Linked DNA regions of Homo sapiens: regions 1 and 3 are each linked to region 2. The links are chromatin loops, found by intact Hi-C in ENCODE. Cell type or tissue: B cell. All regions are shown on one strand.

Evidence for each region. Peaks named below come from ENCODE experiments on the same cell type or tissue, not always from the same donor. Only the 100,000 strongest peaks of a DNase experiment are listed, where the experiment ranks them.
Region 1: a loop joins it to region 2, with 3 times the contacts of the local background. A loop is called at or near these places in 7 of 110 quality-filtered maps.
Region 3: a loop joins it to region 2, with 10 times the contacts of the local background. A loop is called at or near these places in 2 of 110 quality-filtered maps.

Annotation. Positions count from the first base shown.
Region 1 is chr2:221,464,751-221,467,250 of GRCh38, reverse strand. All of the region lies in intron 5 of EPHA4 (EPH receptor A4), which reads left to right. Among named protein-coding and RNA genes, the nearest start is that of EPHA4, 110 kb to the left of the region's middle. In B cell, no CTCF peak of the experiment used is centred here; a DNase peak (open chromatin) is centred at 1,250; H3K4me3 peaks cover 732 bases.
Region 2 is chr2:221,519,596-221,522,095 of GRCh38, reverse strand. The region is part of intron 3 of EPHA4 (EPH receptor A4); the gene reads left to right. Among named protein-coding and RNA genes, the nearest start is that of EPHA4, 51 kb to the left of the region's middle. In B cell, CTCF peaks have their summits at 900 and 1,109; a DNase peak (open chromatin) is centred at 1,495; H3K4me3 peaks cover 1,154 bases; H3K27ac peaks cover 2,500 bases.
Region 3 is chr2:221,201,851-221,204,350 of GRCh38, reverse strand. No RefSeq gene overlaps it. Among named protein-coding and RNA genes, the nearest start is that of EPHA4, 370 kb to the left of the region's middle. In B cell, no CTCF peak of the experiment used is centred here; a DNase peak (open chromatin) is centred at 1,020.

The DNA of each region.
Region 1 (2,500 bases), 55 kb after region 2:
CCAAGGAACAGAACAATAGAACATTGCCAGTCTTCCAGAGGCTTGTCTTGTATCCTTACCCCTTCTCTAATTCCAAAGACTAATTATTTTATTTGGTAATTGAATTTGTTTTGTTTTATTCTTGTCTTAGCTCTTTAGATTAGTTCAAATGTGAGTTCATTCTGCACCAAAAGTTTTAAGGTTTGTCTGTGAGCAGGGATCATATCGAACTTACCCCTGGGTTTCTGACAGCCGACAATGTACACAGATACCCCTGTACCTAACAGAGCAGACTTTAGAAAGATTTACGTTGTTGCTGCTGCCGCTACTGCTGTGGGAAAACAGTCACTTAAACCTTCAAGTCTCCTATTTCTTACCATGGAAAGGAGGGGCAGAGATCAGCCGCTTTCTGTAGATCAGTGGTTGAGAATGAGGGCTCTAGGACCAGATTTTTGAATTATGACCACATATAAGCTATAACTTGGAGCAAGTTATTCAAACTCTCTGTACCTTATCTTCTTGATCTATAAAAATGAGGATAATAATAGTACCTGTCTCATAGAGTTTTTGTGAGGTTTACATGAATTAAGTCCTGCAAGAGATTTAGAACAATGCTCAGCACATCATAATTACTCAATAAATGCTAGTTTCGTGTGTATGTTGTTACAGACATGTGGCATAGAGGGAGGATCACATACTTTTGAGCCAGGTGGACTTGAGTTTTAAATCTCATTTTATGGCTTTGGTCAAATTATTTAATTTCTTTGTACCTGAGTTTCCAAGTCTGAAATGTAAGGGTGATCATTATAACTACTTCAGAGAGTTATAGGGATGAAATGATGTCAGGTGTGCGTGTATGTGCAAGTGCCTTGCCCAGGAGTTTACTGGCATCTGATTTGCTCCTTTCCCCATTCTTTGTTTTGTGGCAATTCACAGGGCCTCAGTTTTCATCTGCTTAAGCAGTTAATAATTCAGTGAAAACTAAATTAACTCTTTTCTACAAAGAAAACTCAACCAAACCATTTTGAGAACCCCAATGTGTTTTCCCATTTAGCATTAGCATAAGATCAGCTGAATCTTTTGGCTCAGTGTTTTGCGATTCTGCCGATTTCATTCACTGTTAGAAGACTAGTGGCCGTGATTGTGGCCGTGATTTTGTCCGTGGGAAGCCACGCGGCCTCTGTCACTGGCTTTGCTGACCTCAGGGCAGCGCATTCCAGTTTCTCACAAATGGGTGGATATCTGCTCATCGTGCATGACCAGCTGGAGTTTCCGGGAGGGAACCCAAAGGCCTTTCAGGAAGCTGCAAAACCACAGACCAATCTTCTGTGGGCCACAGTACTTCTACAGTTTATCTGAGTTAGTTGTGATATGCAAATACCTCTTTTTTGCCAGAAGGCTCCACTTCACTTGAATGAGTACCTGTTTTAACCCCAAATGCCAGTTCAATGGGTTATTGCAATAGAAATTTATTTTCTTGCTGAAATCGCATCCAGTTGGTGGTGATGGGGGTTGTTGGGTGTGGGGCTTCCAAGATGGGCCTGGGTCATTAACCTCCCTCTGGCTTGTGGGTTCAAGAAAATGGAGAGTCACAGGGAGCTATTTATGGGCCAGATCTAGAAGAGGGGAAATCACTTCAACCCACATTCCATTACCCAAAACTCAGTCACATGAACTACCGTAGATACAAAGGAATCTAGGAAGGTAGTCTTTGGCTGGGCAGCTCTATCTAGAAGGGAAGGGATCTCACAGTTTTGGATGCCTTAGCCAAAGAGGCCAACCCAACACCTTCAACTTCCCTATGCAAACAATTAACGTGAAGGCTAAGAATAGCATCACATTCTATCATTTAAAATTTAACCAATAGCTCTCTGTAAAGGATTTGTTGAAAATAATCCGTTGCCCATCTCTCTGGCATAAAGAAAATGACGTGCCCTCCCATCTATCTGGGAAATAAAAAAGGCTTATAAAATTTTCGTCTTCTATTAAACCAAAAGTAAAAACCAAATCACAGACTTTGCAAAGTCTTACTCTGGAATCATTTAGTTCAAGTATTTATAGTGTTCCAAAATCAGACTCTTAAAATCATTGGCAGCATGAGTCAATTGTATCCTTCAGTAAATATTGCTGAAGGATAATGTGGCTGTGCACTGCTTTATTTTATAGTATGTGTTTAAAATAGACTCTGGTCTGACCTTGGAAATCACTTTATGGAAAAAAAAAATGCATCTCTCATACATTCTAAATTTAAGCTTAATAAATATGAATACTTACATATCTAAATATAAATGAACTTCATTTAATTCACAGTCTTCTGAAGATTTTGGCTGAGAATTTGGTTCTATGTTTTTGTGTCAAATAAGGAGAAAAATCAATGTCAATTTCAGAATAATCAAGTTGTTTTTCTGTACCTTTTGCCGGTTTGTTTTAAAAAGTTTCACTTTTTGACTATGAGAAACTGTGCTTGTGTGGATGCATGATGTAGCAACTAAAAGCTGTTGGGGGTGGAGCTGACTTTTTA
Region 2 (2,500 bases):
GTGCCTGGCCTAGTCCCAGGCAGTGCTCAGTAAATGCTAGTTCCCTTTTGCTCTGTATTTCCGGCCTATTTTGGGTTTTTTGTTTATTTGTTTTTTTGTTTGTTTGTTTTTAATTTATTGAGATGGAGTCTTGCTCTGTCACCCAGGCTGGAATGCAGTGGCACAATCTTGGCTCACTGCAACGTCTGCCACCTGGGTTCAAGCGATTCTCATGCCTCAGCCTCCCGAGTAGCTGGGACTACAGGCGTGTGCCATCATGCCCACCTAATTTTTTTCTATTTTTGGTAGAGACTGGGCTTTGCCATGTTGGCCAGGCTGGTCTCAAACTCTTGATCTTAGGTGATCTGCCTGCCTCAGCCTCCCAAAACGCTGAGATTATAGGTGTGAGTCATTGCTCCTGGCTTTGTTTGTTTGTTTTGTTTTTTTAATTCCATATTCTCCAATTACCTCTGACATATGGTATTTACAAGGTTCTTCCTTAAACTTTTTCTGAATCTACAGTTCATGAACTCCTGTGACACTTACGCTTTTGGCAGATATTTTCCAAATCTCTGCCTCTAGTAGTGCTGACCTCCAGACCTGTCTCTCCAATTGCTTCCTGAACATCTCAACTCAAACATATCATGACCCACTAGCTGACCTCATGCCCTTCCTTTTGAAACTGACATGTCTTCCTGTCTTCCCTATTTTGGCTATAGCATCTCTACTGTCTCTGGCATTTGGTCTGGGAAACTTAAGTCCAGTTTCAATTCTACTTTTTAAAATATCCTGTAACATCTAAATGGAAATGAGATCCTCCCGTTGCACTGGTCTTAGATAGAGCTTTCTTCCTTTCCTTACTCAAGGGCAGGTTTGGAATGAAGTTGGATTCTAGAAGTTAGGCCAAGCAATAATTAGTTCATTGACATTCACAACAGTAGGTAATAGAGTCCGAGGGTTGAGAATAGGGAAGAATTCTTACAAGAATTATCCTTGGGTTAACACTATATGGTCCAAGCCTTGTTGTGTATGAAATAATCAGAATTTCATAATTTCTGTTTCTTCAAAAAGTAGTTTTAAATGTTGTTTTCTAAAAAGCGTCAAAGGGGGCGCAATATAACAAAACATAAGTTATAGCCAATTTCAAATGCATGCAGATCCTACCATGGTTAACAAAATGCAAATATATTTTAAAGACTTATTGAATGTGTAGTAGCCTTTTGTCATTCTATACTTTTTCTAAAAATTCATGCTAAAAGTGCAACTGGCAGAGGAGTTTCATGAAACTCTTACGATGTTACCTTATGAAATATGAATTTCAAGAATGATTGATGATTTTCATTTGTTCAGCGTCACCAGCTCATAGAAAACAAAATCAGAGATTACATGAATTTTCAAAAATAGGATGTGGGGGAAGAGAAAGTAAAATTGAAAGTCTCTAAACACTTGGCTACTCAGTTTAAAACTTCTGCTTCCTAAAGATACATCTATTATATTTAAGATAAGATAATAGGCACTGTCTGTGTTTCTCTCTCTCTCTCTCTCCCCCCTCTTGCTCTCTCTCTCTCTCTCTGTGTGTGTGTGTGTGTGTGTGTGTGTGTGTGTGTGTGGTTAGAGGAAATAAGTCTTACACTCTGGGTCTACCAGTTGCCTACTGGATAATAAAGTAAATAAATATATGTTCAAAGACACATATATGTGTTTGTATACAGAAGTGCTGTGTATACAGAAAACATTTGAATTCTGATTCCCCAGTGTAGCAATGCTTGATAGAAAAGGTACTGGCTGATTTTAGGCTGTGAAGAGAAGATAAAATTTCATTATTTGTAGGTGATGGGAAGTGTTTAAAGAACAATCCAAGTGAGAACAACTGGTACTCTGTCTGGTTTGATTGAAGTGCAGGATGTTTGAGGGACAAATTGGGGCTGGCTATGAGAGGCTTTGAGCTTCTCTGTTCTTCTGGTTGAATCCTGTGGTATATACAGTGGGGATCATTGAGAGATTTTCAATACAGGAATGACATGATCAGCATGAACATCATACTTTTTAAAAATTACACAAAATGGGTGTTTAAAAGTTAATTTTAAATTTTGATAATGGTCAGTAAACGAAATGGGAGAGGAAGCAAAAGAGAAAAGAAGAGACACCGAGAAACTACAGAGGAAATAAAGAGGTCTCAGTCCAGAGGGAGAGAAAGGGCGAGGCTAGGACTCTAGGTTGCATTGGAGGTAAACTGCTTTTGTTTATTTGGGCTGTGAGTATAGAATGCTTCTTTGCCTTGCATTTGAAAGGCTGATTTGGTTATTCTACCACTATGTACAGGCCTTTTTAATGTTCTTTGTTTCTAAACCCTGAGTAGCTCCCTTGCTAGGGGATAGTAACTTGTAGGGCTGACTTTGAGTGGCAGAGGCAGAAACATTAATATCATCCATGAGCAGAGTCTCCCAGGTAGCATGTCCTTACATTAGGTTGGTTGTTGCAAAGGTAATTGCGGTTTTTGCCATTGAAAGTAATGGCAAAG
Region 3 (2,500 bases), 320 kb after region 2:
TTTTCCACTCAGGTTCTTTCTCCCTTGTTCTGTAATGGATCAAGGTGAGAAGAGTTGTTTATGATCTTTATAAGTGGTACCATGTAAGCATGGATTTACTATCATGCTGCACTTAACTGCCTCTTCTGTAGGCTAAATAGCCTAGTTCTACAAACCTTCCCCTAAGTGTAGATCATTTTCAACTGTTTAATAGCTATCTTTGTTGCTTTCCACTGAAGGATTTCCAAATTATTTCCACCCTTCTAACGTTTTCATCATCAGTAACATTGCATCTGTGAAGTAAATGTTCTGCTGGGCACTGTGCCAGATTTGATTGCGAATGTCTTCTACCTGTTCCACAAGCTTTAGGGCCATGTTACAAACAACACAAATGAGATCAATACATTTAATAACACATTGACAATGCATGGCCTTTGATTCAGGCAGAGAGAAAGACATAGGCATTGCCTGGGTCTTTTTATCTTGTTTTACCTATTTCCATTAATGATTTTGCTCATTCATCAAGGCTCTTTTGTTAGTTATTATTTGGAGGGTTGTCACTGAGTTTTAAATTCAGTCTAAAGATATATTTGAAATCCACTCAGTTTCAGCCATATGGGTTGGAAGAGAAGACTTTGAACTATCATCAGGACTATATGAGGGTCATTATCCAAGAATTAGGAACCAGAACACCAATGGAAGGGGGAGTGGACACTTGTGCAGCTGTATCCTGGGTTTTAGTGGACACTCCAGGGCCATATATAAGTCAGGAAGATGATGTGAAAACCAGAAGATCCAGGTATTGGAAAAGGTGGTATAAAAACCAACTAACCACTAACAACATTAATAACAACAACAAAACAAAAATAGAGGTAATTATAGATTAATCAGACAGAACACCTCTCAAGGCAGCTGTTGAGTAACAGCTCTTCCCTATCCTGGGTTTCCTTTTGCGGGTGGCACTGGCTCTCTGGTGAGGTCAGTTCAGGGACCAGGTGCAGGCTGATCTAAGGCTTGCACCTGCATTCATTATGAGGAAGTAAAGAAATAACCCTGAGGGGAAGAACTCTCAGTTCAGAGATGTGAAAACCTGGTTTTAAATAATGAATATTCATTATTAAACCAATAACCTGATTTGGTAGACTTCCCCATCCTCATACAGTGACCTCCAGGAAGTTTAAGCCACATTTACACATCAGTGATCGCATTGAGGGAGAACTCCTCAGCCTGTACATCTGTACTTTCTTTGTTTTCACTCATCTTTATACTCATATGTACATTTTCTCTAGTTCTGGTTTTGCATCCTTATTTATATTTTCCCATATTGATAGCAGGGGTTCTTGTGCTTCACATTATTTACAAAAGAAGACAGGGAACAAATAAGTAAATGTCTGCATCCATAAAGCAAAAGCATTGAGTGGATCGTAAAGCCTTGCTGCTTTGTGTATTCTACCTGTTGTGATATTTACTTCCCAATATCTGTCTAGGTGGGCAAAATTCACAATCTACATAAGAATGAAATGAACTTGTTCTCTTGAAATTTTCTTACTTCCCTAAGCATGAAATAGAAGTACACCTTGTTTTCCTTCAGTGAAAACTCAAGTGTAGTCTGGTTGCCGTCTCTTTGAACAGGCAAGAATAACATGTGTTTTGGATCAGATGCCTCTCATGTGCATTCTTGAGGATCCTTGGTAACCTTAAGGAACAGAAGCAGTTTTAAACTTAGGCTCATAAACTGAGAGTCACACTGTCATGTGGTAGGCATGGTTCCTTGTGATCAAGGACTTTGATAGGTAGCTCTATACTAATTCTGTTCTGCAGTACCGCTAATACGTAAGTAGGATCTGAAATTGAACCCTAGACGCATTCTGATGATGCATTGAAACTGTCTTTTTAAGTCTCCGGAAAATTTTATTTTCCCGTGTTGGATGGGGAATAGTCACAAAGAGATACAATTTGAGTCTTCTGCGGCTATGCCATTCAACATTTTAATCCAAACATCCCTTTTTCCTTATCCTCCCAGAGAAAGCATTCTTTTGGAGAGTAATGAACGAAATGAATAGTGGAGATGACATGAAATATCTTCTTAGAAAATTATCCTTATTCTTCTGTTGAGAGTCCAGGATTTGCAGTTCAAAGACATGGGTTCTAGTCCTGGTTCCCACTATTATGTACTCTGTGATTTTATACAAGACATTGAAATTCTTTGAGCTTAATTTTCCTCATCTGTAAAATGGCAATAATGATTCCCTTTTGGCCTGGTGAGGAGCTGTTGAGATAATTTATACAAAGGTTAATGATCTAATCTTCTATGCACCTAAGCCATGGACTCCCATGCTCATGCCTTTGACCTCGTAAGACCTCCTGTCCACCAAATCTATCACCATCTCACTCTCAGTTATTCTATTTTGTGTTTTCATTTGCTTTAAAAAAAAAACACACACAAACAGATAAGACTCTATTGTCTGTAATTACAACACTTTCTTGCAAATATAACTCCTTTGCCAGGCCAGGCATGATG